Linked DNA regions of Homo sapiens: region 2 is linked to region 1. A link is an interaction called in ENCODE POLR2A ChIA-PET data of the cell type or tissue named here. Cell type or tissue: HepG2. All regions are shown on one strand. Links, peaks and the distances in the headings refer to the core of each region. The heading gives the core; the rest is flanking DNA.

What was found. Peaks named below come from ENCODE experiments on the same cell type or tissue, not always from the same donor. Only the 100,000 strongest peaks of a DNase experiment are listed, where the experiment ranks them.
Region 2: POLR2A ChIA-PET joins it to region 1 with 5 read pairs; 2 of 35 experiments call an interaction of 5 or more read pairs at or near these places.

The regions. Positions count from the first base shown.
Region 1 is chr1:245,254,073-245,264,969 of GRCh38, forward strand. All of the region lies in intron 2 of KIF26B (kinesin family member 26B), which reads left to right. Among named protein-coding and RNA genes, the nearest start is that of KIF26B-AS1, 25 kb to the left of the region's middle. RefSeq lists enhancers at 1,813-2,682, 2,683-3,550, 4,419-5,286. In HepG2, for the core only: no CTCF peak of the experiment used is centred there; a DNase peak (open chromatin) is centred at 4,409; H3K4me3 peaks cover 535 bases.
Region 2 is chr1:245,183,746-245,194,642 of GRCh38, forward strand. All of the region lies in intron 2 of KIF26B (kinesin family member 26B), which reads left to right. Among named protein-coding and RNA genes, the nearest start is that of KIF26B, 34 kb to the left of the region's middle. In HepG2, for the core only: no CTCF peak of the experiment used is centred there; no DNase peak of the experiment used is centred there.

The DNA of each region.
Region 1 (10,897 bases), core at 3,391-5,890:
GTGCTGGGATTACAGGCGTGAGCCACTGCACCCAGCTGAAGTGCTGTTTTTTTTCTTTAACATTATGGGCATTTTCTAGATCATTCAATATTTACTGAGAAGATGACCTGTAACGCATTGACTTTAGCAGTAGTTTTTCTTTCTGATTAACTTTATTTCTAGAATTTTATTAGGTTGCATATGTCCCATGGATAGGGTGGCATAAGTGGCCGTGCTGGGCACATGGTAGACATATAGTAATTTCTGCTGGATATCGTACCCAGAACTACTCAGGCGTTGTAACTTTCCAGAGCAAAAAATTGGAATTTCCTCATGTTTTACAGGGGGAGGGTAAAGGCGATTCTATGAAAATTAACAAAGGGGGTTGGGGGAGGAGGGCTTTCCTTTTTGCTAAAGGAAAAATAACACATTCTTTTCGAATGATGACTTATTTTTGAAAGGCATCCTGGCTGAAATGATGAGCTCAGGTTTTGGGTCTGAGCAGTTCCTATTGAAAGATACTTGTGGAGATTTCCAAAAGTGCATATAAGAATGGCAGGTTCTTAGTTCTGGGGGAAGAGTGACTGGGGAGGAAATACGTCTTCCCCTTTTATTGATCTCAGTTACGTGCTATGACATCACATGTAATTTTTTGTGGAGCTGTTCTGATGCCCCACATGAGGCCCGTGTCCTTTGCTGCCAGTGCATTCCAAGAGGGCTGTACCCTGGGGGCTATGCAGGCAGCTATTCTTGTGTGGGCTTTTGCCATGCCTGTTTCAGGTTTGGAACTGTATACCTTTCAGGAGCATGGCTTATGACATAGCAATTCCATTTTCTTAACAAAAACGAACCCTATTTTTACTTTAAAAGTAAACATTCCCTCTGCTGTGGTTTGAATGTGTCCCTGAAAGTTCACATGTTGGAAACTTCATCCTCCGTAACAGTGTTAAGAGGTGAGACCTTTAAGAGGTGATTAGGTGGTGAGGACTCGCCCTCATGAATGGATTAATGTCATTATCTTGGGAATTATCTTGGGTTTCTGATAAAAAGATGAGGTTAGCCTCCTTCTCTTGCTCTCTCTTGTTCATGTGATGCCCTCCACCATGTTATGACCCAGCAAGAAGACCCTCACCAGATGTTGGCTTCTTGATCCTGGACTTCCTAGTTTCCAGAACTGCAAAGAAATGAGTTTTTGCTCTTTATAAATTACCCAGTCCAAGGTATTGTGTTATAGCAGCGCAACATGGGCCAACACACCCTCTATCCATCTCTCCACCGGCCAAAATCAACTAAGTGTCCAGCTTCATTACAGCCAGTGTCCTTTGGAGGAGAAGTCTCTGAACATTCCTGTTGAGATTCCTGATTGGAGCTGTGTGAAACCCATTTAGATTGAAATCAGAAACATGGTCAGGTTGTGAGTTTTCCTTTTGGAGAGCCCTCCCTTATTTTCACATGCTCATTCTCAAAAGCACTTTGTACATCATGTGATTTGTATGTTTTTTGCTTGGTACGATTACACAGCCCTTTACAACCCACTGCCCACACATGAGCTGACCCAGTGGCTTCGTGCTGTAAAGGCAGATCCAGAAGGCAGTGCTGCCAGGCTCTCTTACAAAAATCAGTTTGTCTTCTTTTGAGATATTCCTGTTCTGAGAGTTAAAACAAACTCTTGAAGGCAGCAGTATATTATAGATGCAAAATCTCACATAAAAACCATTTAAGAAAATCTGGGGACATGGAAATTGTTTTTTTCCCTTTAACAAGATGGTACCACTAATGTATTCTTATTTTTTTGCCCAGAGAGTAGCAATTTCTAAATTGTTAGACATGGTTCTTCTTTGGTTTCACATAACCCATTCCTTCATGGTACTTAAAGTTAGTAAATGGTTGAAATACTTCCTTGAGAAGTAGAAATGAGGAAGCATGAAGAGATTAAATGAGTCACTTAAAGCCACTGTAAGGAAGTTTTCCTTCCTTTTTATTGGTTTCTGCCTTTGGTGTTCTGCTGCTTACCCTCCCTCCTTCCTACCTGCCTTGTGCTGGAAAGGGCCGGGATTTGGGTATGCCCTTCTCAGCTGTGTGACTTCGAACAAGCTATTTGACGTCTCAAGGTCTTACATTTCTCATCTGTAAAATCTAAGATCCTTCTCTTCAAATGGCTCCCAGGTCACCCCTGCTGCAGACCAGGAATATGGCTAACATTTTGGGATTTGACATCAAATCCTGAGTTGACTTTACGTAACCTGGGTCCATGACATGTACTAGCTGCAAACAAGAAGCTGATGTGCACATTGTCTCAGGACACCTGGAAGCAAAATGTTGAATGTTAGATTTAGAAGGGACCTTCATCTTCCCTGAGTCCAACAGCCCCATCGTCCGGATGAGGAAGCTGAGGCCAAGGTTAGCCCTTGAGGGCTGCAGTGCTGAGGTCCTGTGTCCTTGCCCCTGGCCAGTGCTGCTCAGCCTTCCCCACTTTTAGGAGAGTTGGTTGACTTTTTGTAAGACCCAGGTGGGTATAAACCAACAATAACATTCTGAGCTCCCCAACCAACTGAATGGACCTCTCCTCTCCGCGAAGGGCATTCTAAAGTCAGCCTGAAATGCTAATCCAGGCGGTGATGGGAATGGGCTGTGGGACGTGCCTCCATTACAGCCTCCTCCCCTTGGAATTCAGGCACAGCTGACCAGCATTCACATTAAAATAGAGACTTCAGACTGACAAAGCGGACTCTTTGTAGCAATGAGATACCAACTTGACAGATAGCCGGCCCCAAAAGAAATAAAAGTATTTTGCCTCAAAATATATTTCTTTGATGTATTTTGAAATGTCCCTGCAAAGCTGTCTCTTGTGGGGAAAATCTACATTCTGTGGAGAATCTCCTTCCCTTCCCAGGTCTTTTTCCTGATCCAGTAGAGAATTAACTAAGAATCTGGCACTTTTTGAAGTCTGATAAGAAACATTTACCATCTATTCTCTCCAAAGCCTGCTACCTGGAGGCTTCATCTGCATAATAAGAACCTTGGTTTCCATAACCCCTTATCTTAACCCAGACACTCCCTTCTATTGATTCCAGGTCTTTAGATAAACTCAACCAATTGCCAATCAGAAAGTGTTTGAATCCACCTGTGACCAGGAACCCCCTCAGCAATCCTCTGAGTTGTCCTGCCTTTCAGGACCAAAGCAATGTACATCTTACATGTATTGATTGACCTCTTGTGTTTCCCTACAATGTATACAACCAAGCTATAGCCCGACCACTTGGGCACGCATTCTCAGGATCTCCTGGGGCTGTGTCACAGGCCACGGTCACTCATATTTGGCTCAGAATAAGTCTCTTCAAACATTTTACAGAGTTTGACTCCTTTTGTTTACATGGGATTGACAGATGATATCCCCTGCCTCGAGGGAATACGTGTGTGGGCATCTGAAATGTCATCTCAGCTCACCTCTCAATGAGTGGGAAGAGACTGGAACACTTTTCTCCATGGTCCTTGAATTTTTGTCGTTAAACGAGTTACTCTTCAGGGCCCGTCGTGTGAAAAGCTTTGCTGCACATCAGCCTGGAGGAAGGCTGGACAGGAGAAATAGCTTCCCACCAAAGCCCTCCCGTGTCTAGAAGCATCACAGTGGCCCTTGCTTAGGTGGCAGAGGACAGGGGTAGATATTTGTGATCAAGAAAGTTGGTCAGGCCGGGTGCAGTGGCTCATACCCGTAATCCCAGCACTTTGGGAGGCCAACGTGGACGAATCACTTGAGGCCAGGAGATCAAGACCAGCTTGGCCAACATGGTGAAACCCCATCTTTACTAAAAATACAAAAAGTAGCTGGGCATGGTGGCACATGCCTGTAATCCCAGCTACTCGGGAGGCTGAGGCTGGAGAATTGCTTGAACCGGGAAGGCGGAGGTTGCAGTGAGCTGAGATCATGCCACTGCACTCCAGCCTGGTGACAGAGTGAGACTCTGTCTTAAAAAAAAAAAATGTTGCTCAGAAGCTTCTCGATCTTGTCACATTCTCCGGTGGTGAGTTGAGAGCAGCCCAGGCCTGGGGTCCTAGGGAGCTTGACGTGGCTACTGTTCTAGACAGTGCTGAGTTTGTCATCACCTTGCTTTCATTATGATTTCCTCCTCCTCGTCACCACCTACGGTGTTTATGGAGTTCGCTGTACATGAAGCCCCAGCGTCCAGAGGTGTAAGACAGAGCCCCTTCTAGGAGCTGCTGTCCATCCCACTGAAAGGCAGGTCTGACACAGAAGAGACAAACAACCATACTGGGCCTCTGGGGCCCCGTGAGATGTGAACTTCAGGTACCAGAGTGCATGCGGGAGGAGGCCTGGGTGCCCTGGGGACCCAAAGCAGGAGCTCATTTCTGACCTGCCTCTCTCACCAAGCTTCCTTTGCTGAATGCCGTGGGCAAACAGTGGTGTTGGTATTGGAGCAGGATCAAAGCTCATTCCTGGCTAACCTGCAAAAATGAGCAGGTAAACAAATGGGATCCATAAAATAGAGACTAAAATGAAAGTTTGTCTTACTGTGATTAGCAACTGGCCCCTTTCCAAATTCCACCTGCTCTGCGTGGAGCTGTGGCGTCTCATTCCAAGAGCCTTCTCACAGCATCTGACCCGGGCCTGGGGTAACAGTACACTGGGGTTTGCCAAGGATAACCATAGCAAGGCAGCTACAGGAGCACAGCATGGTGGGGGGGCATGAAATCAGAACAAGCAGGACCCACGGGCGGGGGTGAGAGCAAGTGGCTGGGAGGCAGAGGCAGAAGTGATGGCTGCTGACTCACCGTGTGTCTGCCAGGTTGCTTAACCCATCTCCGCTCCGGTTTTCCCATGCGTGAGCCCTCTGCAGTGTGTGGCATGCTGATCGGCCTCTGGCATGAAGAGTAAAAGCAAGGCCACATAAAAATCACAGGTGCCCCTCGCTTCGTGCAACATGTGTGCCAGTCCAGTTTCTGCAACAGCCCCCCAGGCGCTGAGCCTGCTCCATGGGTTGGGAGATGTTAGACCTCAAGCTGTGCCCCTAGCTGGGTGGGTATGGGAAGTTACATGGCAGTGCTGGCTGCATTCTGCTTATCACTGAAAGAAGTGGCTTTGGAATGGGTGATTTCTTAAGGTGTTTCCCCACTCAGTTCTTCTGTTCATTTTTGTACATTATTATCTCTTCATTGTTGTACATTTGTTGGAGCTTAGCCCCAACAGTGCCTGCCTAGGTGGTGCGGACTGAGGAATAGAGATGGAGTAATCATGATATCCAATGTCTTATCTCACTGGCCTCCCCGCCCCACCACATCCCTTCCCATTGGACGGTGAGGACTGAGGCTCCATCGCTGAAATGCACACGTGTTACCAGGCAGGGTTGTGAGGGCCAGTTCAATGAACATAAATACCCTTGTCAGATCAGTTGTCATGATTCTAGAGAATAAGGCCGGAGGAAGTGAGCATGCTGATACTAAAGAACAGGGGAGAGAATACTGGGTTTGGTTGTGCCTGGTCACTAAAAGCAAACTTCACCCACTGAGAACCTGCTAGTCAACCTCCTATGATGTTCAGAAGCCTCTTGAATGTTGATAATTAATGGACAGGGTGAGCTTGGCCAGGCAGGCTGGCTCATGCCTGCAGTCCCAGCACTTTGGGAGGTCAAGGTGGGCAGATCGCTTGAGCTCAGGAGTTCAAGACCAGGCTGGGCCACATGGCAAAATGCTGTCTCTGGAAAAAATACAAAAAAAATTAGCCAGATATGGTGGCATGCACCTGTAGTCCCAGCTCCTTGGGAGGGTGAGGCAGCAGGATTGCTTAGGCCCAGGAGGTCAAGGCTGCAGTGAGACAAGATTGCACTGCTGCACCCCAGCATGAGTGACAGAGCGAGGTCCTGTCTCAAAAAAAAAAAAAAAAAAAAAAAGGTGAGCTTTTCTCTACTGAGTTTCTTGAAGTGTGGCACAACTGAGGCATAGCATAGTGGGACAGGATGCTGTTCATTTATCTGAGAGGTGAAAGGATGTACCTCCTGCTGCTTTTTTGGTGGGATGGGGTCGGAGGAGAGCCTGATGAGCCAGGCAAGGAGAGGAGGTAACAGAACACTGGTGGAGTTGATGGTGAGAAGCTGGACTCTCTCAGTGGGCTGTTTGCCTGCCCCTCCCTTCATTTCCCATAGGCTTCGGTAGAAGCGTGGCCTGCAGAATCAGGAAACAGTGCTGGTTAATCTGTAAGTATGCAACATTCTTGGGCCTTTCTGTCACTGAAGAGCATAATGTAATTCAGGCCAGTGCAGTACTGAGATATGGAGTGTGGCCAGCACCCATGGCAGGTGCTTGGAGGTTTATCCTAGTCTTTCTGCTAACTTCCTGGCCCAAGTGCAGGTCACTTACCTTTTCTGGGATTCAGGTACCTGTAAGAAGAGAAGTGAGTGTGTTGGACTCCCTCTAGGGAACTGGAAGGAATAAGCAATAAGTATACTTTGACATTTTATAAATAGAACATGTTTAATACATGCATTTCAACGAGGCCTATAGGATTAACAACTTTGGAGGCATGTGTACCGGTTTGCGGTCAGTGCTCACACCACCTGGTGGAATTTCCTTCCTTTGACTGGCAGGAAGAGGGAAGTACTTCTCACACATCTGTTACCTTCTGCCAAGTGTAAATGTCATGCTGGCATCTGTGTCTTAATTGTATTGGCATTCCCTTGTACTGGGCCTGGATGGGGTGGGTGCTCAACCCACACAGACAGAACCAAGCTCCCGACTGCAGACACACATCATTAAGTTTCTGGACTTCAGCCACAGTATCTTTGTTATTAGATTATTAACTCAATAGCCTTCTTGTCTTTTAGCCTAGGACTCTGGACATAGCTCTCTGTAGATGCTTATTGATGACTGATTGGCTAACAGATGCAATCACAGAGTCACAGATGTCAACTCTTGCCTGTCCTTCCTTCCTTTCCTTCCCTTCCTTCCCTCCTTCCTTCCTCTCTGTCTTTCTTTCTTTTCTTTCTCTCTCTCTCTCTCCTTCCTTCCTTCCCTCCCTCTCTCCCTGCTTCCTTCCTTCCTTCCTTCCTCCGTTCCTTCCTTCCTTCCTCTTTCTCTCTTTCTTTCTTTCTTTTCTTTTTTGATGGAGTTTCACTCTTGTTGCCCAGGCTGGAGTGCAATGGTGCAATCTCGGCTCACCGCAACCTCCGTCTCTCAGGTTCAAGCAGTTCTCCTGCCTCAGCCTCCCGAGTAGCTGGGATTACAGGCCTGGCTAATTTTGTATTTTTAGTAGAGACAGGGTTTCTCCATGTTGGTCAGGCTGGTCTCGAACTCCCGACCTCAGGTGATCCGCCCACCTTGGCCTCCCAAAGTGCTGGGATTAGAGGCATGAGCCACCGCGCCCAGCTTGTTCGCGCTCGCTTGCTTGCTTGCTTTTTCTTTCTTTCTCTCTCTCTCTCTCTCTCTCTCTCTCTCTCTCTCCCTCCCTCCCTCCCTCCCTCTCTCTCCCTCTCTCCCCCTCTCTCCCTCCCTCCGTCTGTCCCTCTCTTTCTCTCGTTCTCTCTTTTCTTTCTTTCTCTCAAGACAGGGTCTAGCTGTGTTGCCCAGGCTGGAATGCAATGGCGTGATCATAGCTTACTGCAGCCTCTGCCTCCTGGGCTCAAGTGATCCTCCCACCTCAGCCTCTCTATAGCTAGGACTACAGGCATGCGCCACCATGCCTGGCTAGTTTTTGTATTTTTTGTAGCGACAGGGTTTTGCCATGTGCCCAGGCTGGCCTCAGATTCCTGGGCTCAAGCAATCTACCCACCTTGGCCTCTCAAAGTACTGGGGTTATAGACGTGCGCCACCATGCCCGGCTCAACCCTTGTATTTCTTGATGGTTTTCACATGCAGAAGCCCAAAATCTGGGAGATACCGATGGCCCCTGGATCCAACACTAGAGTTATTTCTCTCCACAGCAGTTTGCCTCATGCTCCTTTGGTCACTGATAAGTGTTGTTAACATTTTTCAAATATCCTGTCTGCACTGAGGTGTGACGAGCACATTATTACCTCTGATTCCCATGCTGACACACAGATCGGGCATGTCTTTGTGTTTGTCTTTGGAGAGCCTTATTTTTCTCATGTGATATATACACCGAAATACACAGGAATCATTATTGTACAGAACATAGGAGACAGCCACTATGAAAGCAACTGTCCGGCTGATGGAAGAAAAGTTCAGGGGCTTCTCATTTTGATTACCTGTGATTTTGCTTTGCATACAATTTTATTTCCTTGGTGAGAGCTGCTTCTTCCTTGCTGACTTTTAAGAGACATTGGAAGACATGGGGCGGGTCTTCTGAACATCTACCTGTGCGTCACTTTTTAATTTCTTTTCCAGGTAGAGTCTGCAGTGAGGGAATGAGTTCTTTTTTTGTTTATTTGTTTGTTTTTTATTTTTTTTTGAGATGGAGTTTCGCTATTGTTGCTCTGGCTGGAGTGCAATGGCGCGATCTTGGCTCACTGCAACCCACACCTTCTGGGGTTCAAGCGATTCTCCTGCCTCAGGCTCCCGAATAGCTGGGATTACAGGCATGCACCTCCACGCCTGGCTAACTTTTGTATTTTCAGGAGGGACGTGGTTTCTCCATGTTGGCCAGGCTGGTCTCAAACTCCCGACTTCAAGTGATCCTCCCACCTCGGCCTCCCAAAGTGCTGGGATTACAGGCGTGAGCCACTGCGCCTGGCCAGGAATGAGTTCTTAATGAGAGACTCTTGAGTCTTTCTCTGGAAGTAGAATGGAATTTTTAGAAGGATGAAAGACAGATGTTCATTTCACAGAGCAGGCTGCTCTATTCACATGCAGCCTCAACACCAGTGACATTCCAACCAGTGTTTAGGGTTTAGTTAGGGAGAGAACTTCATCCCCATTAGTTCATATGTGTGTATGTTAAAGCACTTAGAACCATACCTGGCACATAAGAAAAATTCTGTAAGTATTCATTGTTCTTGTTATTACCATCATCCTTGTAATTCAGTGATTCATGGCGGGGTGCAGTCAAGGAGTGTCATGACAAGCGAACTTCAGAAGACTGCATCAGACTTACAGGTCACTGCTTTTGTAGCCCCAGTACGGTAGGAGAAACATCCACTGGGAGGTGGGTCCCTCGTTAGCCCTGAAGAGTGGATTGCTGATGCCTTCTGCTTCACCCTCTGCTTGTGCTCCTTCTTCCAAGCTGTTAATTTCTCTGAAATCTTGTGTTTCTTTACGCAGGGGTTCACATCCTGATTGCTTGTTCCACTCGGAAGGGAAGGCAGAGGGCTTGCATCTGAAGCCATGCCTCCTTCATCAGTGCTGTATCGAGCTCTAGGTTTGGGTTCTTGGCACTTCGGTGCTTCCCTTCTCACTCAGTAGTCATAATGTTAGCACGGTTGATGCATTGACACGCTCTAGTGAGCAGTTTGCAGGCATCTATCATGAACTGTTCAAAGAGATACGCAGATACATCTCACAAACACTGATGGAATACTTAGTATGTGCTAGGAGGGCACTAGGGAGAGAAAGATGAAAGGCAGCGCCTGCTGTTGATTTCATTTGCATCTTGCCCTCAGGACTCAGGTTAATTGGTCTAGGAGCTTATAGACTATTAGGCTTCCTAGACCCCTTGGGAGACATGGGACTTGCCAGACCCATTTCCCCAAAAAAGGTAAGCACTGTGGAGGATTCTTCTCCTAGAGTCTAGCATCCATCATTTCACCAGTGTGGCTGATTCCAAAAAATGCATTTTGACAAGAAGAGAAACACAGTTAGTTAACAGACGTCAGAATGTGAAATAACTTTGGCTGATTGGAGGAGTTAACCGGTTCTTTTGTCATCTTGTGGTCCGTTCTGTGTGTGTCTGCTTAGCTTTCTCACGCTGAGCCTTTTCCCTCAGGATCTTCAGCAGTTTTTTCCAGTATGTAGATGATTCAACTCACAGATGGCAGCTTCTAAGTTATTATGCCACTGATTAAAGAATTGTTAAGGCAGACTTATTTCTCTAAATACAAACACATGCAAAACTGAGATTTTGACCAAAACTTTGCTAGACACAATAGTGTATTGTTTCTCTCTTCAAAGTGTGTTCCATGATAGACTTGTGTTTTATAAAACAGCAGTGCTTGGCATGTATATTACGAGGTCTATCACCAAAGAATTCTAAGCTCTTTTTAAAAAGACATTTTTAAGGTAAATGACCATTTAAAAAAGATACTCCGTCTCTTCTATTTTTTTCCTTTCTTATATCTTCAGCAACATCCTAAATGTGACAATGTACGTAAAACACTACTGCATAGAGTGAATGTTCACTAATGCTGATGACTGTCTTTATTGGTATCTCTAATAGTTGGATTTGTGGTTAAACATATATGCTTCTTGCCCCAAATGACTACATCTTTGTTTTCTGTTCGGGCAAACAGAGAACTGGAGTTCACTGTGATCTCTTCACTGTTAACACTATTTAAGTGTTATTCAAAGAAAATGGAAACTTTTGGTCTCAGTGTCATGCCAACTTGTTCTAGATTATTGTTCTTAAAAAAAAAACAAAACAAAAAAAAACAGAGCCCCAGGCTGGATGCCGTGGCTCACGCCTGTAATCCCAGCACTTTGGGAGGCTGAGACAGGCAGATCACAAGGTCAGGAGATCGAGACCGTCCTGGCTAACAAGGTGAAACCCCGTTTCTACTAAAAATACAAAAAATAGCCAGGTGTGGTGGCGGGCTCCTGTAGTCCCAGCTACTCTAGAGGCTGACGTAGGAGAATGGTGTGAACCCAGGAGGCAGAGTTTGCAGAGAGCCGAGATCGAGCGACTGCACTCCAGCCTGGGGGACAGAGCGAGACTCCGTCTCAAAAAAAACAAAAAAAAAGAGCCCTGGCCAGGCACGGTGGCTCACGCCTGTAATCCCAGCACTTTGGGAGGCCGAGG
Region 2 (10,897 bases), core at 3,721-6,220, 70 kb before region 1:
GCCTTGGCACTCATCAGAAGAAAGCTTGACCTCCTCACCTGCATGGGGTTGGGGAACAAAGCAAATTAAGCATCAGAGAAAGACCTGGCGGTATGACACGATTAAGCCATAATGGCACCAGGGCACAGCTGCCAAGCAGGTTGTCAGAAGGGCAGACAGAGTGATGGAGTTTTTTGTTGGGGTACTGTCATATAGTTATTTGATGAAGCCATCTCTCTGTTTTTGACTACATTCTTGCTTTCATTGGATTTTTTCCTACATCTTGACCCCTAACCTCCTGCAACAGGTATGGGTGGGAGTTGTTGTTTTTTTTTTTTTTTTTTTGAGCTTTCTTAAGTATACCTGTGGTTTTCCTCCAAGTCCCCCAAGGATCAGTTATAGCTCTGGGAAAGTGGGGGGAAGTGAGATGCTAGACTTATTTTTACCAAAATCCAAGACTAGTGACACAAGGTAGAAGTCACTGGATGGAATGAACTTGTAGGATATTCCCTTTTGGGGCACTAATCACAAAGGCAAATTGAATGGTAGAGTGTCAAGGTGAACTTTAATACTTTGTAACATGAGCTCCAGGCCAGGTCTTAAAACATCTTGGACATATTGCAAGAAATAGCTCAGCCCTATAGCACATTGAATGAGAATGGAGAGTGGATCCTGGGTTGGCTTTAGACTCTGGCCTTGGCGTTTGTGTGTACACATGTGCGTCGTCATCTGTGCACACAGGTACACAAATGTGTCTTTATAATCTCTGGGGAAGCAGGTTCACTTTTAATGTTCTTTCATCTGCTATTTGATTTTAAAATCTTGGGGGAAAGTATTGAAAATCAAATGTACTCATCTGTCCTGTGTAAAAATAGGAGTCAAAATTTTAAAATCTGAATTTATGCAACAAATTAAATATGGAGTGTTACTTCTCATCACAAAATAATCTAGCCATTGTTACCTTCAAGAGAGCAGTTTCTCATTGATGCAATTAAAATGAACTTCTCAGGGATTCTTTTACTATAAACGGAGGTGCACCCAAACCTTATATCTCTGAGAAAACAGTGGCTGTGTAATGAGTGGTGAATTGTTTTTGGCGAGTGTGGCTGCCAGGTTGCTTCCTCCTAAATCTGAGATGGTAGACAGAGGTTTATTATTGCTGTAGCAGATAGAGAGCGTCTTGCTTGCACTGCAGAAGTCTGCCCAGAGCACTTAATTAGACATTTCTGTGGCTATTTGCAGCCCAGTACAATGGGAGATCAGGGGATTCCAGATTGGAATCCTAGACATCCAAATCCATAGTTAGCGTTCAGAGCCAAATTTTTTATTGCTTCTCTGGGATTATGCTAATCATTCAATTCAAATTTATTCAACTCACATTTTTGACATTCTGCTGTGTGCTAAGGTGGTGGAAATACTTTTTTTTTTTTTTTAGACAGAGTCTTGCTCTGTCGCCTAGGCTGGAGTGCAGTGGTGCAATCTTGGTTCACTGCAGCCTCTGCCCCCCGGGTTCCAGCGATTCTCCTGCCTCAGCCTCCCGGGTAGCTGGGATTACAGGCACCCGCCACCACACCTGGCTAGTTTTTGTATTTTTAGTAGAGATGGGGTTTCGCCATGTTGGCCAGGCTGGTCTCGAACTCCTGACCTCAGGTAATCAGGTGGCGGAGATACTTAATGAAACCTGGTTCCAACCTTCAAGAATAGCACAAGGAAGGGAGGGGGGTCTGGATAAAATCGAAAGGTACAAGTTGTGTTGGGACTAAGTGGATCTAAACATGCTTTCTGAGGCTGTCATTACCCCAAAAGTCAGCTTTGTGTCAATCAACAAACACTGTGGTCTGTCTTTTCTCTCAGCAAAGTCTGAAGGAGTGGGACACTCCAACTGTGTGTCACAGGAATGAGCTGTCATCTGGCAATTTACAGACCAGCTTCAAGGATTCCATTTACCACCAGTTTATTCACTTGTATTTCTAATATTTATATTTTCTTAAGATGATCCCCTCTCCCATGTGTGCTAATTTTCTAAATAACAGCCACATCGACAAAATGCCCCCTTTGATGAGTCATGGGCTGAGCTGGGTTCTAGTGATGCTGGCTACAACCTTGAGAGTTAAAGAAAAGCTATTTATATTTTCTTTTTATTATTTTATTTTATTTTATTTTATTTTGAGACAGAGTCTCACTCTGTCGCCCAAGCTGGAGTGCGGTGGCGTGATCTCAGCTCACTGCAACCTCCGCCTCCCGGATTCAAGCAATTCTCCTGCCTCAGCCTCCTGAGTAGCTGGGATTACAGGTGCCCGCCACCACGTCCAGCTAATTTTTGTATTTTTAGTAGAGACGGGGTTTCACCATGTTGGTCAGGCTGGTCTCGAACCCCTTACCTCGTGATCCACCCACCTTGGTCTCCCAAAGTGCTGGGATTACAGGCGTGGGCCACTGCGCCTGGCCCTATATTTTCTTAAGATGGTCCCTTCTCCCACGTGCGCTAATTTTCCAAATAACAGCCACATCAACAGAATGCCCCCTTCGATGAGTCATGGGCCGAGCTGGGTTCTAGTGATGCCGGCTACAGCCTCGACAGTTAAGGAAAAGCCACTTTCGCAAAGAATGGACCCTGCTTCCGTAACCTTGGGTTAAATGTTGTCTGCGAGCACCTTACTGAGTTTCTTCATTTTTTGCTTTATTTGGGTGCAGCTAAACCAGCTAAACAGCCTTAATAAGTTACTCCCTGGGATACAATAAGCTCCCTGCATCTGTGAGGTGAAAGGCAGCCCAGTGAATTCTGTCGACAGTAGCTGTTCTGAGAAAGTGAGCTTGAAAGGGGGTGTAGGAGTCAAAGGTGAGAGGTCATGACGTCAGTAGTCCAAACACCTGGAGGTTTTAGTCTAACTTCCTTTCTTGTTACTTAGCCAGGCAGTAAGTTACGTATCTCTAACTTGGCCTTCTGTAAAGTGGGACTCTTAGTACTTGCCCTGCTTATCTTTCAGACAGAATCAAATGAAATAGCAGAAGTGTTTTGTCAATTAAAGTGACATCAGATGCAAAGAGTATTATTATATCATCATCATCATCATCACCAAAGGAACTATGGTAATGTTGGATAAAAAGCCAAATACTTTTTTTTTTCTTTCTTTCTTTCTTTTTTTTTCTGAGACAGAGTCTCTCTCTGTAGCCCAGGCTGGAGTGCAATGGCGCGATCTTGGCTCACTGCAACTTCCACCTCCTGGATTCAAGTGATTCTCCTGCCTCAGCTTCCAGAGTAGCTGGGACTACAGGCGCGCACCACCACGCTCAGCTAATTTTTGTATTTTTAGTAGAGACAGGGTTTCACCATGTTGGCCAGGATGGTCTCGATCTCTTGACCTCATGATCTGTCCGCCTTGGACTCCCAAAGTGCCGGGATTACAGGTGTGAGCCACTGCACTCAGCCAAGCCAGGTACTTTTCTAAGTAATTTAATTCTCTAGAAGAAAAGATGATAAGATCTTTGCCTGGAACTGGAGGCCATTATCTTAAGTGGAACAAGTCAGACACAAAAAGACAAATACTGCGTGTTCTCACTTATAAGTGGGAGCTAAATAATGTGTACACATGGACAATAGAGAAAGACAGACAGTGGAGATTGCAAAGATGGGGCAGGTTGATGAGGAATGAGAAATTACTGAATGGACACCATGTAGTTTATTCCAGTGATGGATGCATTCAAAGCTCAGACTTCACCAATATGGAATATGTCCATGTAACAAAATTACACTTGGACCCCATACATTTATACAAAAAAAGACCTTTGACACTAGGCATAACTAGTGGTTTGGTTAATGCAGAGGAGTATTGCTGTGGTCGCTTTCTTTTAACCAGCTTGAGAGACAGTACAAGAGAAGGTTCAGGTTCTTGTCTTGACAGAAGTCTCAGTACACCCACCTGTACTTTAGGAGAATGTGGATTGGAAGGCTCTTGGTGTTTCAGTTTTCTGAGTGGGTTTGAGTAATTATGTTGGAGAGGGGGAGGTTGATGAGAGTGTAACACACTTTTCGTGGCTATAAGAGATGATAATAAAGAGTTATTAGAACATTTATTAGACACATGATAGGGAAAGTTGGTTAAGGGCCTTGAAGAACAGGCAAAGGATGTGGAATTCATGTTTTTGAGCTCTAGATGATATGATGAAAATTGTGGTTGAGGATTATTTTTCTGATCTTGAGGAAATTCAAGTTTGAATGATGAGGATGAATGAGGTTAATCAACACTGAAATTGGAATCAGAGGCAAATTCAAGGCCGGGCGCGGTGGCTCATGCCTGTAATCCCAGCACTTTGGGAGGCCGAGGTGGGCGAATCACCTGAGGTCAGGAATTCGAGACCTGCTTAGCCGACATGGCAAAACCCCATCTCTACTAAAAATACAAAAATTAGCCAGGTGTGGTGGCACACGCTTGTAATCCCAGCTACTTGGGAGGCTAAGGCAGGAGAATCACTTGATCCCAGGAGGTGGAGGTTGCAGTGAGCCTGGATCGCACCATTGCACTCCAGTCTGGGCAAGAAGAGTGAAACTCCATCTCCAAAAAAAAAAAAAAAAAAAAAGAGGCAAATTCAAGACACAGTAGAACAGGGGTGTGGTCGGTGAAGCCGGGAGAGTAGGCAGGAAGTGAGGCCAGTTTGGGAACCAGCAAAGCCCACCTCTCTCTCGAATAGCCCCTATTTGTCCCAAGATCTTACTTTCCTACCATCATGTTTGGTTTTGACTGAATAGCTCAATTCAGAGAGACATTTCAACTTTCCCTCTGTGCTTTGCAAACTGATGACGAAGATATGTTTTAAGGAACTAGCTCCCAAGTTAGTTCCTCTTACAAAGATGTACAGATTTTAAAACTGAACATGTGTGTGTTGCTGCTGAGAATGTAAAATCATGCAGCTGCTTTGGAAAATGATACGACAGTTTTTCAAAAAATTAAACAAGGAATTACATATGATTCAGCAGTTCCACTTCTGGTATAAACCCAGTTGAATTGAAAGCAGGGACTCAAACAAATATCTGTACACCCATGTTCGTAGCAACATTATTCACAGTAGCCAAAAGGTGGGAACAGCCCAGTGTCCATCATGGATGGATGAGCAAAATGTGGTCTATGTATTTACAATGGAATATTGTTCAGAAAAGGAGTGAAATTCTGAAACAGGCTACAACATGGATGAACCTTGGAGACATGATGCCAAGTGAAATAAGCCAGTCACAAAGGACAAATGTTGTATGGCTTTGCTTACACGAGGTACATAAAGTAATCAGACTCAGACAGGAAGTAGAATGGTGGTTGTCAGGGGCTGGAGTTGAGGGGAATGGAGAGTTATTGTTTAACATACAGAGTTTCAATTCGGGAAGATGAAAAAGTTCTGGAGATGATGGTGGTGATGGTTGCGTAGCAATGTGAACGTACTGAATGCCACTGCACACTTGAAAGTGGCTAATATAGTCAAGTTTACATGTATTTTACCATAATAAAAATGGTGAACTGTCATTATCTTGCATTGTTGATGCTTTTGTTCAAATCCTGGGAAATATGATATAATAAATCTCTTCTTATGTTATTCCAGGTCTGGAAAGTGAACTCTGGTTAACTTTTCAATATCATTTTCCCCAGGAAAACAAAAGATAATGATGTTTCCTAGGCCAAACACACCTTGTTAACATTTCCATAACAAAACAGCAAACTGTCATTTAAAGTTTATCTCACTGTTATTCTTGAGCCACAAAGAAGCAATGTTTACAGACGATTTTACACTAACAATTGGATGTGCTGGAAATGGGTATTTGGGTGATCTCAGGGTTCGTGAACCTCAGGCTGTGGAGTGTTCTTGTTCTAGATGTCCGCTGAGAGTTTTCTTTCTCAAGGGGCTCCTAAATTAGAGGTAAGCCCCCTACCACCTGTGTGATCCCCCAGAAGTTAGAACCTTGCGCCTTCTCTGTGGCAGGGAGGAGACCTGTCCTCTCTAGAGCTGGAAGGTTGTGTGTTAACAAAGTTGAAGGCAGTCATATTAGTCTGTTTTCACTTTGCTGATAAAGACACACATGAGACTGGGTAATTTATAAAGACAAAGAGGTTTAATGGACTCACAGTTCCATGTGGCTGGGGAGGCCTCACAATCATGGTGGAAGGTGAAAGTCACGTCTTACATGGTGGCAGACAAGAGAGAAAGAGAGTGAAGTGAAAGAGGAGAACTCCTATGAGACCATCAGATCTCGTGAGACTTACTCACTACCGTGAGAACAGTATGGGGGGAAACCACCCCCGTGATTCAATTATCTCCTCCCCGGTCCCTCCCACAACACGTGGGAATTATGGGAGCTACAATTCAAGATGAAATTAACCTATGAAACCATCAGATCTCGTGAGACTTACTACCATGAGAACAGTATGGGGAAACTGCCCCCATGATTCAGTCATCTCCCCCTGGGTCCCTCCCACAGCATGTGGGAATTAAGGGAGCTACAATTCACGATGAAATTTGGGAGGGGACACAGCCAGACCATATCAGCAGCCTATGGGATGTTCCCCCGAGGGCTCCACAGCCGGGTGCTCAGATTGCTGGGACTCTCTTGTCAGGACTTCTTCCTTCTTTTTTGCCTAGGTCTTATCAGAACTAAGCCATTTGGTTTGTAATCTTTCCTGTAACACTGGCTGCAGGGTCTTTAGCCTGGATTCTAGATTGGAGGGTACAGGGCAGCAGCCTCACAGGTGCCCATTAGCACATCCCACAAGCAGTCACGGCACTGCACTTGCACTGGAAACAGCTTCTCATTTTCCCGGGAGTACCTTCTGCCAACTTTGAGAACACCAATTCCTAATTCCTGTTCCAGTATCCACTTTGGTTTTATACATAGGACATCTTTTCCTATAAGTTTTCCCTGAATGTTTTGTTTTGTTTTTTTTTTTTTTTACATTTCTTACAGATGTCTATTAAAATCTCAGCATTCTTATAAAATACTCTTTGATTTGAAGAAAGTAGTCATTTTCCCTTAGGCTTATGATGCCTCAGTCTCCCTATAAGAGATAAGAACCAGGCTGGGCGTGGTGGCTCATGCCTATAATCCCAGCACTTTGGGAAGCCAAGGTGGGTGGATCACCTGAGGTCAGGAGTTCGAGACCAGCCTGACCAAGATGGTGAAACACCATCTCTACTAAAAATACAAAAATTAGCCGGTGTGGTGGCAGGTGCCTGTAGTCCCAGCTACTCGGGAGGCTGAGGCTGGAGAATCGCTTGAACCTGGGAGGCGGAGGTTGCAATGAGCCAAGATCGTGCCACTGCACTCTAGCCTGGGTGACAAGAGCAAGACTCTGTCTCAAAAAAAAAAAAAAAAAAAAAAAAAAAAGAGATAAGAACCAGATATGCATAAATATGAATATTTGTTCATTTGTAATCTGGCTCTTCCTGTGATAAGATGCCACCAATATTTGGGTAGAATGCTGGGGAGAAGTTACCTCCCAACATTGAAAAGAGTAAAATCCCAGCACTTTGGGAGGCCGAGGCGGGCGGATTACCTGAGGTCAGGAGTTCGAGACCAGCCTGGCCAACATGGTGAAACCCCATCTCTACTAAAAATCCAAAACTTAGCTGGGCGTGATGGCAGACGCCTGTAATCCCAGCTACTCGGGAGGCTGAGGCAGGAGAATCATTTAAACCCAGGAGACAGAGGGTGCAGTGAGCCGAGATCACACCACTACACACCCACCTGGGCAATAAGAGTGAAACTCTTGTCTCAAAACAAGCAAACAAAAAGGATTAAATATATATAAAAAAATCTAGAAGGAAATATATGGATAAAGAAGTTTCTAAGCTTGATAGAATAGAAGGTATCACAAGAGAAAATATAGACAGGTTTGACTACATAAAAATTAAACTCTGTATATCAGAAAACATTTGTACGTTGACAAAATCAAAGGGCAGGCGACAATCTGCAGAGAATGTAAAAAATTACAACGAAGCATGAATATCTTTAATATAGAATTTTTAATACAAATTGCTAATGTCAACATTAAGACCGCAGTAGTTTAAGGGACAAAGGCAGTTGAACTGACTTTGCAAAAGGGGAAACAAACACACATGGCTACCAAACGCAAGAAAAATTGTTCAACTTCATTAGTAATCAAATAAATGCAAATCGAAACAACAGTAAGCTACCATTTTTGATGCAGCTTAACAAAGATTTTGTAAAATGTGATATTCTTTCATATAATGAAGGATAAATTAATACCATTTTGGAAAGCAGTGTGATGAACCTTAAAATTATTCTTACTCCTTGACCTGGTAGTTCTATTTCTGGGAATCTATCTTAAGGGGATAATCCTAACTACCAGGATTAATGCACAAAAGTATTTCCTGAAGCATTTAAAAAAAATAATTATAAAGAATTAGAAAGAAGCTGCATGTTCAGCATTAGGGAAATGGTTACAGAAATTATGATCAATCTATTTGATCAAATGCTGTGTGGTCTCTTAAAATAACATTTGTAAAATGTTTCCCATGTTTCAGGGGACGTGCTCATGATATAATTAATGCTAAGTGATAAAAAAGCAGGATATAACCTCAAATGTAAGTATTTTCTGGTCTAGACAGTTTAAAACTTCACAGGAAAGAAAAAAAAGGATGCTTGCTACAATATTAGCAGAGAATAATATTGATGGCTGCTGGTCTCCCCTAGTAAACTGTGTTTCCTAAAAGGGCATACATTACTTTAAAAACATTTTTAATTTTGAGATATTTTGTAAAAATTTGATTCTCATATATCTGTCTTAAGAATTTATTATATAAATCATCCTTGAATAAACTAAGTTACATAGTTTTCAAACTCTGTCTCCTGCTAAATGATCATCTATACTGATGACTTTTTAAAATAATATAAACTTCCAGGAGGGAGGAAAGAGGTATGTTTATTTTAGGGGCCTCCAGAGCCCACAGTAACTCTTCCTTCTTGGGGAGAGGAGTCTAAAGATAACAGGCCTGAGTTTGTGAACTCTCATCTCTAGTATACTTGACTTCTTCTATGTATTTATTGATTGTGTGGTATCACAGATTTGGGGGGTGCGTGTGCAGGTGCACGTGTCCCGTTCTGTAGTGGTGGGGATTGGGTTTCTAGTGTACCCATCACCTCAATAGTGAACATTACACCCAACAGATAATTTTTTTTTACTTTTAGTCTCAGGGCACTGTGCAGGTTTGTGATACAGGTAAGTTGTGTGTCATGGGATTTGCTGTACAGATGATTTCATCACCTAGGTAGTAAGCATAGTACCCAATAGGTAGTTTTTGAGACTCACCCTTCTCTTACCCTCCACCCTCAAAGTAGGTCTTGGTGTCTGTTGTTCCCCTCCTAGTATCCATGTGTGCTCATTGTTTAGCTCCCACTTATAATTGAGAACACACGGTATTTGGTTTTCTGTTCCTGTGTTAGTTTGCTTAGGATGATGGCCTCCAGCCCCATCCATGTTGCTGCAAAAGACATGATCTTGGCTGCATAGTGTTCCATGGTGTATATGAGCCACATTTTCTTTATCCAGTCTACTGTTGATTGGCATCTAGCTTGATTCCATGTTTGCACTATTGTGAATAGTGCTGCAGTGAACATACGTGTGCATATGCCTTTATGGTAGAATGATTTATGTTCCTTTGGTACTTGACTTCTTATTGCCATTGTGTTCACCAAAGACAATCATATGACTCAGTCTGTTTCAATTGGTTTGAAAGCTTAGGCTTTCCTTTTTAAATAAACCGGAAAGCTTAGGCTTTCCTTTTTAAATAACCTTTTTTCAAAATTTCATATTTTTTTCTCATTTTAGGAATGTAATAATAGTCATCATGCGTTAAGAGCTTTCAAAGAACCAGATCCTGTTCTAAACACTTTATATGTGTTACATCATTTAATGTTCACAGCAATCCTCTGAGATGTAGGTACTGTTATCATCCCAGTTTTACAGATGAGAAAACTGAAGCACAGAGAAGTCAAGTAAGTGGAGAAGCCCATGTTCAAACCTGAGTCATCTGTCGCCAGAGCGTCCCTCCACTGCGCCAGATTTATGACAACTTACTTGTTCTTTATGAAGGCAGCAACTCAGGCACAGTAGGCCAAGGCTGCCATCTGATGAAACAACTGGCAAATCAATGGCAGAGAAAGATTCAGAGCAGAGACAGGGCTGCGTCCATTGATCGTGTTAGGACCTGGACCATGGGGCGCTAGAAAATGACATGGACGCCAGAAAGTTTCTTTTTGCTGCTGACTGATCATTTATGAACTTTCCATGGACTTTTGAAAATAATATCAAAATAATACCACTAGAATTGTTAAAGCATTCCACGTAGGACACTGGGTCATTTGATTTCTGTAGGAAAATGTGATTTTGTAGGAAGGCGTATGGTAGTTTCTTCCATATAAGGCCATTATCTCGTCTTTGAACCTAATTTCTACTGCAGTTCAGGTTTGGAGAGGCCTAATTCATCGTGGTGGCACAGTTTTAAAATTTGCCCCTCATTTGGAATTGATTTAGAGTTTCCGTTTACATAGAGTGCTTGATGCAGGAGGCAGTTATGGAAAGGGAGGCCCTCTCTGAGCACGGTGCATGGGGTTAGAGTTGCCTAGATTTTGGTAACATAGTGACACTGCAAACAAAACTCTATGGAAACAAAATAATTTTTTTTTTCTTTTTGGACACAGAGTCTTCCTCATGCAGCGGTGCAAACTCGGCTCACTGCAACCCCTTGGGTTCAAGCGATTGTCCTGCCTCAGGCCCCCAAGTAGCTGGGACTACAGGCATGTGCCACCATGCCTGGCTAGTTTTTTGTATTTTTAGTAGAGATGGGGTTTTGCCATGTTGCCCAGGCTGGTCTCGAACATCTGACCTCAGGCCATCCACCCACCTTGGCCTCCCAAAGT